2 separate regions of the Homo sapiens genome follow, and region 2 is linked to region 1. The links are chromatin contacts, found by Hi-C or POLR2A ChIA-PET in ENCODE. All regions are on one chromosome and are shown on one strand. The core of a region is the stretch at or near the end of the contact, and the rest is flanking DNA. Distances in the headings are between cores, read along the strand shown. Region 1 overlaps C10orf126 (chromosome 10 open reading frame 126). Region 2 holds the start of C10orf126 (chromosome 10 open reading frame 126).

Region 1 (4,601 bases), core at 801-3,300:
ATTTGAACATCTTTAAACGTACAGATGTGGTGAATTACATTAAAAAGATTTCCTAATGTAAACCATCCTGCCACATTAGGATAAACACTAACTGGTCAAAAATGTATTATTTAAATATTTTGATAGATTTGGTTTACTAATATTTTATTTAAGATCATTACACTCATTTCATAATTAACAATGACCTATAATTTTGCTACACTCTATTTTATTTGTTCAGTTTTATTATCAAGGTTATGCATACAAAATGATGTGGGAAGTTGTCCTTTTTCTATTCTTTGAAAAAGTTTATACAAAGTAGTGCTTATCTGTTCTTTGAAGATTTTGTAAACTTGGCTGTGTCTGGCCTGTTTTTTGGAGAGGGAGGCATCCGGGGAAGGAAGGCTGTAGATTATTAACTTGATTCACTTCTTTTGTTGATTATAGGTATATTCCAGCTTTTTCTTTCATCAGTTTTTGTAATTAATATTTTTCTAGGAGATTGTCTGATTTCTCTGTTTCCAAATGTATTGTCAGGAACTTGTCCATAGTATTCTCTTACAGGCTTTAAAATCTCCATCAGTAGTTATGCTCTGTTTCTTTTTCATGCTTTTTCTTCTCTCGTCCTTGGTCATTCTTGCCAGAGATGGCTTTATCACTCTTTTCAAGGAACCGGCTTTTAGTTGGGTTGATTTCTGCATTATTACTTTGTTTTCTAGCTCATTAATTGCTCTCCTTATCTTTATGGTTTCCTTCCTTCTTCTGCCTTCTTTCTGCTTGCTTTGCTGTTGTTTTTCTGTTGTACTGTGTCAAGCAAGTAGCTGGCAAATTTTTCAGTCTTTTTCATTTTCTAATATATGTGACTGAGGCTGTAAATGTTTATTTGAACCAGAGGTGGCCAGTCTTTTGGCTTCCCTGGGCCACATCAGAAGAAGAAGAATTGTCTTGGGCCACACGTAAAATACACTAACACTAATGATAGCTGATGAACTAAAAAAAAAAAAAAAGTCTCACAATATTTTAAGAAAGTTTACGAATTTGTGTTGGGCCGCATTCAAATATGTCCTAGGCCACATTGTGGCCTACAAGACACGGGTTGGATAAGCTTGATTTAAAGTATCATTTATTTAGGCTGCATCCTACAGGTTTTTTCTCTGCTTCATTTTAATTACTTCATAATCCGTATTATTATTTATTTTGCTCTTACAGTTTTTCAATTTTGTTATGGAGCATTTCAAACATACAAATGCAAACACTGCTTCACGTGGAATCCTTCTGGAATGTTCCCAGTTCAACATCACTGCAAGTGAGCTAATATATGCTCTTGGGTAATAACATTCTCTCGTTATTTTTACTCTAAAAATCCATGCGTGTGTCTTATTTCTTCTCTTTGAAGACAAAACTATACCTTAAATAACCTCATGTCATACAATGCAAGGGCTTTGCAAAATCCAGCTGAATTAAATCTTTTTTTAAATCCCACATGACCAGATTAAAAGCAGCCCATTTTGCCAAAATGTAGACTTGCTTCATAGACAGTTAAAAGTAATTTTTAAAACACAGCTCTCATTTCATCACTACAATTTCCAAGTTTGAACTTCTACAAAAGTTCAGGATAGTTGAACAAGCACCGTTTTTGGAACTGTAAATAAAGCAGTTGCCTATGGAACCCGGGTCCTGCTTTTTTTGCCTCTTTGCCTGCCACTGATCCTTGTCCTGCTGCTGCCTTTCCAAAGGGCTCAGTGTGTGCACTCCCAGGGAATGAGCCATCCAAGCCGCAATCCTGAGCCCAAGAAAAGCACCACCGAGCCTCCGCAGGAAAAATAAGTTGCTGCCACACGAAGGAAAAGATTCCAGAGCCTTCAGACTCCACCGCCACTGGCTCAACTGTTTCTAAGAATAGCGTGAACTGTGGGAAAAAAAAAAAAATACTGGCACCAGACATTGGTCTTTAATTGTCTCCAGGCATTAAAATAGAAACAAGCTGAAACGGAAGTGCCCCTGGAAACCCTCTCCCAGCCTCACTCAGTGTGGACCAGGAAGCGGGATGTGGATGCGGCTTCCAGAGACATGGACTCCAGAAGGCCAACCCTGCGCCGTGGTGTCACCACGGAGCACGTTTCCAGGACAGGATGGTCTCTTCCAAAGTGGAAGAAGGCCAGGGGCCAGGAGCAGTCTCCAGTGGCCCAGGCCTCACCCACTTTCAGGCTTCCTAGCGATTCTCTCGAGGCCTCTGATTGGAGGCCCCATGGGATGTGAGGGGTCCGCCTCCCAATAGCCGAAGTTGTTTATCAGAGGCTTCTCTTTCTGGTTCATTTTCATAATCTTAAATTTAGCTAATTGGTTCCTAAATCAAATTTTGCAAATAGTTTCTTGTCATAAAAAACAACATCAGCCTTATAACTGGGAGGCCTCTCAGCATAAAGGGGTGTGTGCAGTTAGATCCTATATTCATAGGCTGGAGAGCCCATCACATCCCCTACAACATAGAGGGAACTCTTCAGTTCAGAAGGCACAAAATTGTGTTTTGTTTTGTTTAATGAAGATGTGACAGTCATCTGAATACTGGGTTTCATAACCTAAACAGATTTCCAAACTTTGGGGATTGCTTCCAAATAAAAAAAAGTGCTGCATGCAGAAAAAGATCAAGGAGCCCAATTCTAGTTTCCACTCATTCAAATTTCTCTTGCCTAGTGCCTCATTCAAATTTCCCTTGCCTAGTGCATTAATCATTTTATGAAAATAGGTTTTTTCCCTGCAAGGTTTCTAGTATTTATGAAATTACTCTTAGTTGGAAACATAAGATAAACCAACACTCAAGCTTTTCTCAATTCCTAGACAAACACACTAAATAAAAGAGGTGGTTAGGACTAAGTTTTCCAGAAACCCAGTGCCAATTCCTGATGGGATTATTTCAGCTCTACTTTTTCTAACATGGTTAATTGTTGATGAAGTATGGAAAAAAACAGAAAATAAAATGAAGCTCTTTTCTCTTATGTGCATAATATTCCATAATATATGGAAGTCAAAAGCTGCTTCACAGGTGGGGAACAGGGCTGGTGCAAGGGGAGATACACACTTCAAAAGAATGCAACTTAATAGGGCTGGCAGGCCCCACGTGGCTCCAAACCCTACACAGCATGGCCCTCCCAACTCAAACTCCAGTTGAAGACCTCAGAGGGAATTGACCGGATTCTGTTTTAGAAACACATAAAACCAAAAAAATCTAGCACCAGAGGGAGACAGATACAAATGGGAACAGCCCAACAAGATGGAACATTTACAACGTAGGTCTCTCAGAAGCCCTGTCTTTGGTTGCAACCATCAGCACATGCAGAAATGTGTCACCCCCCACTCTACACCCTCCCCCAACACAGTGCTCACTGTGATCCTTATCTACCCAAACCAGATTACTCAAGCCAGAGCAGAGATTGATTGTCTTTGCCCAAGGTCGGCAATCAGCCATCAATTATACTTGCCACATGCTAGGCTGTTCCTAACTCAGAAATCTTAGAGCATTTAGTTGCACATAGAAAGGACTCCATAAATGTTTGTTGAATTGAATGGAATGATTGTGCTCAACTAATAGCCATTGCTCAACTGTTTCCCAATATCCACTGGTCCTTAACATCAACTCTCATCACTTGGACCTTCTCTTGCCTGTGTTTGTCAACAAGGTTTATATTTCAGGACACCAGACCAACTCACCTTCTAGACCCTGAACCTACCTATGTTCTCCACCAACACCTCACCCTCATCTCCGCCTTAACTCAAGATTCACCTGTCTCCACTGTCTGACATCTCTTGATCTATTCACAGCTACCAGTACTCAGCTGTGACATTTAGAAGTGGAATCAAGGAGGAGAAGGATTGTGAGGAAAGAGGAAAGAGTTTACATTTGCTCTCCCCACTGCTGTGTGCCAGGCACTGCATATATTATCTCTTGTAATTCTGTTTTTAAAGAATGCTGGAGACTAGGGAAATGATACTTCCACTGTCTGAGCCTTTGGGTCAGGAAACTAACTCAAATGCCAAGATCCCAAATGCCTTCCACAATGGAGACATTAAACCCTTTTAAGTTAGTGATTTTTAATTTACGATTTTAAATTATGAGAATTGATGAACACCCATAATGAAATTTTCATCCACCCACTATAAAATGAAGTACTAAAATGTGATTCCCTAAGGCTGAAATATACTATTCAAAGAACTATCCTTTGTTCTGAGACTATAGGGGAATCCTATCTTAGGAAGGAGTAAAATAATCTCTCATTGCAAAAATTCACATGCTCAAAATTGCTCTTCAAAATCTTTCAAGGAGGTACCAAAATCAAGTCCAATAAACCATTACTTCTTCTTTTTTTTTTTTTTTTTTTTTGAGATGGAGTTTTGCTCTTGTTGCCCAGGCTGGCATGCAATGGCACGATCTTGGCTCACTGCAACCTCCACCTCCTGGGTTCCAGCAATTCTCCTGCCTCAGCCTCCCGAGTAGCTGGGATTACAGGTATGCGCGACCACGCCAGCTAATTTGGCATTTTTAGTAGAGATGGGGTTTCACCATGTTGGCCAGGCTGGTCTCAAACTCCTGACCTCAGGTAATCTACCTGCCTCGGCCTCCCAAA
Region 2 (4,800 bases), core at 200-2,699, 34 kb after region 1:
TGAATCCTCTCTCCATCCGGGGCTTTCCCGTCCACCAGAACATTCTTCCAAGTCACTGACATTGAACGTTTTAGGCAGGGCTCAGTGGCCCGTGCCTGTAATCCCAACACTTTGGGAGGACAAGGCAAGAGGATCACTAAAGGCCAGGAGTTCAAGACCAGCCTGAGCCTTGCTCTGTTGCCCAGGCTGGAGTGCAGTGGCATGATCATAGCTCACTGCAGCCTCGAGCTCCTGCGCTCAAGCAATCCTCCCGCCTCAACCTCCTGAGTAGTTGGGACTCCAGGCATGAGCCACCATGCCTGGCCGCAACATTCAGATGGATTTTTAAACTACCTGAGCTAAGTTAATTTCCTCATAGATTGGATGTGGATGTGAGAGCAAAAGAAGAGTCAAGGATGACCCAAGGGTTTGCTTTGAGCACATTCCTCAGTGCTTCCAGGGCATATGGCCTCTGAATGGTGCCCATGGGCTTATAAATCCATCTCCTCCCAAGAGATAACACATTTATTTTGTCCCTGGACCTTATGAAAGTTGTCAGAATCAAAATAGAATCACTAGTGTTTTTTAAGGAAAACAACAAACAAACAAAAAACCTGAACTGGATGCAGTGGTTCATGGCTGTAGTCGCAACTCAGGAAGCTGAGGCAGGAGGACTATTTGAGCTCAGGAGGTTGAGGCTGCAGTGAGCTATGATCACACCATTGCACTCCAGCCTGGGCGACAGAAAGAGGCCCATCTCTAAAAAACAAACATAAAAAGACTTCACTCTCATCACTCTTGAGATTAAGGATTTACCTAAGTAGTAAAATATGTCAGATCAGATTCTGGCCTCAGGAACTCTGAATCTGGGATGTGAAAAGGTTTCTGGAGAGGCATTCTGTTTCTCATATCATTAACCACAGGAAGATATTATTTGGTATACAAGAGGACATTGCTTAAAGAGGTGAGAAACAGAAACTATCTCTCCCTTATATTTCTCCAAATACCTTGTAAAGTTGTGAGTTAAAGAAAAAAGAATGATGTTCACTCAAAGGGGAGATGCAAAAATAAAAAGGTAAAACCTTTTCCCTTACCCTAAGGAGATAATGTGTGCATTTTAAAAAAGTTCTAATATTGTTTCTGCAAGTCAATATATAAGCATTATTGAAAAGTCCAATCTTGCCTGTGTTTTACAGCTCTCAGCTCCTTTCAGGAAGCAACTAAATCAGAAAACAGTGTTCTCTCTTCCTTGGAGCTGGCACAGGTTTTGATAACATCGATTGAATGCCAAGCGTAAGTACAGATTGGAAGTTAGAAGTATTGCTATTGACCGTTTTCTAATATGTCCTTCAGCTCAGTAATTAATCGATTTGTGACAAAATGAATAAGAAGCTGAGGTCTTCTAAGAGCTTACCATGTGGCAGACGCGAGCTCAGTGCTGTACATTCGCATTCATGCTCTTCATCCCTGTCTCTCAAGCCACTCGTCACACCCACACTCTCCGGGCCAGGAGGCTTGCACAACCTGCACTGGGAAACTTTCTCCCACCTGTTCTTGACTCCTGAAACCCCTCCACGGTGCCATCAGCCTGATCCACTAATAGCAAAACGCCTCACATCCCAAACTAACTTCCAAATAGTCCCTCCTTGTTCTGACAAAAACTGACTCTTCCCTGAGGACGATGCTCACATCTTCTCTCATGCGCTGGCTGTTTTTCTTTTTCTTTTTTTGAGATGGAGTCTCCCTCTGTAGCCAGGCTGGAGTGCAGTGGTGCGGTCTCAGCTCACTGCAACCTCCACCTCCCGGGTTCAAGTGGTTCTCCTACCTCAGCCTCCCAAGTAGCTGGGATTACAGGCACACACCACCACACCCAGCTAATTTTTGTATTTTTAGTGGAGACGGGGTTTCACCATGTTGACCAGGATGGTCTCAATCTCTTGACCTCGTGATCTGCCCGTCTCAGCCCCCCAAAGTGCTGGGATTACAGGCGTGAGCCACTGCGCCCAGCCACTGGCTGTTTTTCATTCCAGGCCCTCCTGCCACCTCCTGCAGACCTGGAGGTGATGGAGGGACCCTGCTGGTCCTCTTTTCCCCTTCCAGAACCTTCTCCTTCCCTTCTACTGCAAATCTCGTACCATCATCATCTATCACCCCTGAAACTGTCCCTAGAAACTTTATACAATTAATCAGAAGAGAAGGGAGGGAGAGAAACAAAAATAAGCCAAGCTTGCACATACTCAGTGTTAGTCATGGGGTCAGCTGTTCTCTGATCCTTCCTCATAGTGTTTTGCTACCTATTGCTCCAGAATCACACAGACCCTGTCACAAGATTAGAGTCCCCCTTCACTGCTCCACAGATAACAACTGAACATTGTGAAATGTTGCTTTCCATTTGAGATATTCTTGTAGGTCATGCATACTGATGAAACTACTGACGCCAGCTGGTCTGAAGGACCCCACGAGAAGCTGACTCACTGAAGAATGCAGTTTCTACATCCTGATGATTTCATCCCCCTTTCCCCAACCAATCAATGACTATAGTTTTTCAGCCCCTCACCCCCCATAATCCCCTTGAAAACCTCAGCCTAGAACTCTTCGGGGAGATGGATTTGAGGGTCTTCTCCCATCTGCTCACTCGGCCTCCCTGCTGTCATCAAACCCTCTCTCTGCTGCAAAGCCTGCTGTCTTGGTGTATTGGTCTGTTTCTGCACAACAGGCATACAAACATGTTGGTCCTGTAATACCCCTGCCCAACATTGTTCACCACCTTTTTCAACAACATCAGTTCTCAGCCCATTGGCATCCTCCCCAATACTTCTCCTCTCTTTTCTGAGCATGTTCAATGCATAGATAATAATCTTTCCAAAACTCCACCATCATAGGTCATTAAACTTCTCTCCTCCTTCAGGCATCTTGACCTCTACCCTCCTAGAAACAGTCACTCACTTTGATGGCAATACATGGATCTTGTCATGCACATTCATTGCAGTCCTTAGCCCCTTTTAACTTCTAATTACTCTGGGGCTCAGTCGTTGCTGTTGTTTTCATCTCTGTCTCTACTTACTCCGTTGGAGATCTCATGTGGTTCCATGGCTTTAAATACTACCCACACACTGATAACTCCCAAATGAATATCTCCAGTCCAGTCCTCTGTCCTGAACTCCAAACCTGCATATCCAATAGCGTACTCATCATTTTCACTTGAATATCTAAAATACTTCTCTAACTCACACGTCCACTACTAAACTGATTTTCCCTACCTATCCCACTGTACCCACAACCTTCCCCATGTTAGTTAGTTGATGACAATTTCGTCCTTGTGGCCTAAAACAGAACACTTCTTGGATTCATCCTTGACTCCTCTCTTTCTCCCCTATCCTACATCCAATTCATCAAGAATATCCCTTGTCTCTTTCTTCAAAACACATCCAGATTCTGACAACTTCTCACTGCCTTTGCTGCTCTTATTCTGATCCCAATACCATCTGGAGGACTGCTCTAGCCTCCTGGAGGCTGCCTTTACTGCTCTTGTTCTGATCCCAATACCATCTGGAGGACTGCTCTGGCCTCCTGAAAGGCCCCCCTGCTCCTATACCTTGCCCCTTATCATCTATTCCATGTGATTCAGGCTTCTGTGACCTCTCTAGTCTCAGCTCCTACCATCCCAGCTCCAGCACAGCAATTCCCTTCTGCTCCTCAGTCAACCTCCAGGCTCCTTCCTTTCCTCAGCCTGAACATCATGCCGTCAAAGATCCACACGGCTCACTTCCTCTCCCTGTCTAAGACTTTATTCAAATCTCATGATCTCATATTGTCATAAGCCAGTTCTCATCATCCTATTTAAACTCACAACTTTAGCTCCTTCCTCAAACACACTATTCCTTTATCCTGCCCTACACTCTTCCTTTTCTTTGTTATTTCTTTCATTTTGGACAGCATGGCATTTATTATCTTCTGACAGTCTATATAATTTACTTTATTATTATGTTTATTATTGATTATGTTTATATTGAATTCCTTTCATCCTCTTCTTGGTAGAGATAGAGTCATTGAGCACGATAATACAGAAGCTGTTGTGTTGCAGATTACCATGGCAATAACGACAACAAAAAAAAGTGCAGTCTTTTTTTTTTAGGCTCCAATTTGAAGACTGCAAGAATCTATCGATAGAGACAAGAACAGGTCTCAACCACAAGAAGCTGCAGCAATATGAAGGAAGGATAGATGGGCAAGGAGAAAAAGGGCAGAAATGGAAGAGAGAAGGGGCTTTTGAATGTCAGTTCAAAGTGGGTTATGTTCAGAATAAAATATGACCTAATCAGAATGGAGAAGAAGCATCTGGACTCTCTGAACCCCAGCCACTGAGGAATAGGGGCCTCTTTCTGTTAATGCACCCTTTCCAATGTGATAAGGCATCAAAACAGGGTGACCGTCTTTTAAAATTACTAATAAGGAAGAAAGTCTACTAGTATGAAGCAATCATTTTTAATCCATTTTTTGATTCAACAGAATTTTTCAAGAGCCTACTGTGTGTAAAGTATTGTGGTTATACTATGGAAGATTTTAAATGGAATGAGAAATTATGTCATCCTGAAGATGCTAGAATATAGTAGAGGGAGGCCAGGCACAGTGGCTCAGGCCTGTAAACCCAGCACTTTGGAAGGCTGAGGAGGGCAGATCACTTGAGGTCAGGAGTTCGAGACCAGCCTCGCCAACACGGTGAAACCCCGTCTCTACTAAAAATACAAAAATTAGCCAGGTGTGGTGGCGGGTACCTGTAATCCCAGCTACTCAGGAGGCTGAAGCAGGAGAATTGTTTGA

The links. Hi-C counts contacts between places; a loop is a spot of excess contacts on that map. ChIA-PET counts read pairs that join two places held with the same protein, here RNA polymerase II (POLR2A). Pooled maps may share reads with other maps.
Region 2: a map of heart left ventricle shows a loop between it and region 1 (2.2-fold over the local background). The contact joins the promoter of C10orf126 here to the enhancer-like site in region 1. A Hi-C loop is called at or near these places in 4 of 168 maps with a recorded cell type or tissue (ascending aorta, chondrocyte, heart left ventricle and 1 more) and 10 of 50 pooled maps. POLR2A ChIA-PET finds 5 or more read pairs at or near these places in 3 of 52 experiments (AG04450, Panc1 and WTC11).

What each region holds. Positions count from the first base shown.
Region 1 is chr10:28,877,425-28,882,025 of GRCh38, reverse strand. It overlaps C10orf126 (chromosome 10 open reading frame 126), which reads right to left. Exons shown (of 5, transcript NR_164114.1): 5 at 128-1,888. Among named protein-coding and RNA genes, the nearest start is that of C10orf126, 33 kb to the right of the region's middle. RefSeq lists an enhancer at 1,796-2,016. Within about 2 kb of position 2,050, at least 7 of the 41 ENCODE cell types and tissues checked have a DNase peak (open chromatin) inside an H3K27ac peak, as active enhancers do; they include ascending aorta and heart left ventricle, where a contact is called at or near this core.
Region 2 is chr10:28,843,057-28,847,856 of GRCh38, reverse strand. C10orf126 (chromosome 10 open reading frame 126) reads right to left here and starts at 1,449. Exons shown (of 5, transcript NR_164114.1): 1 at 1,394-1,449; 2 at 594-738.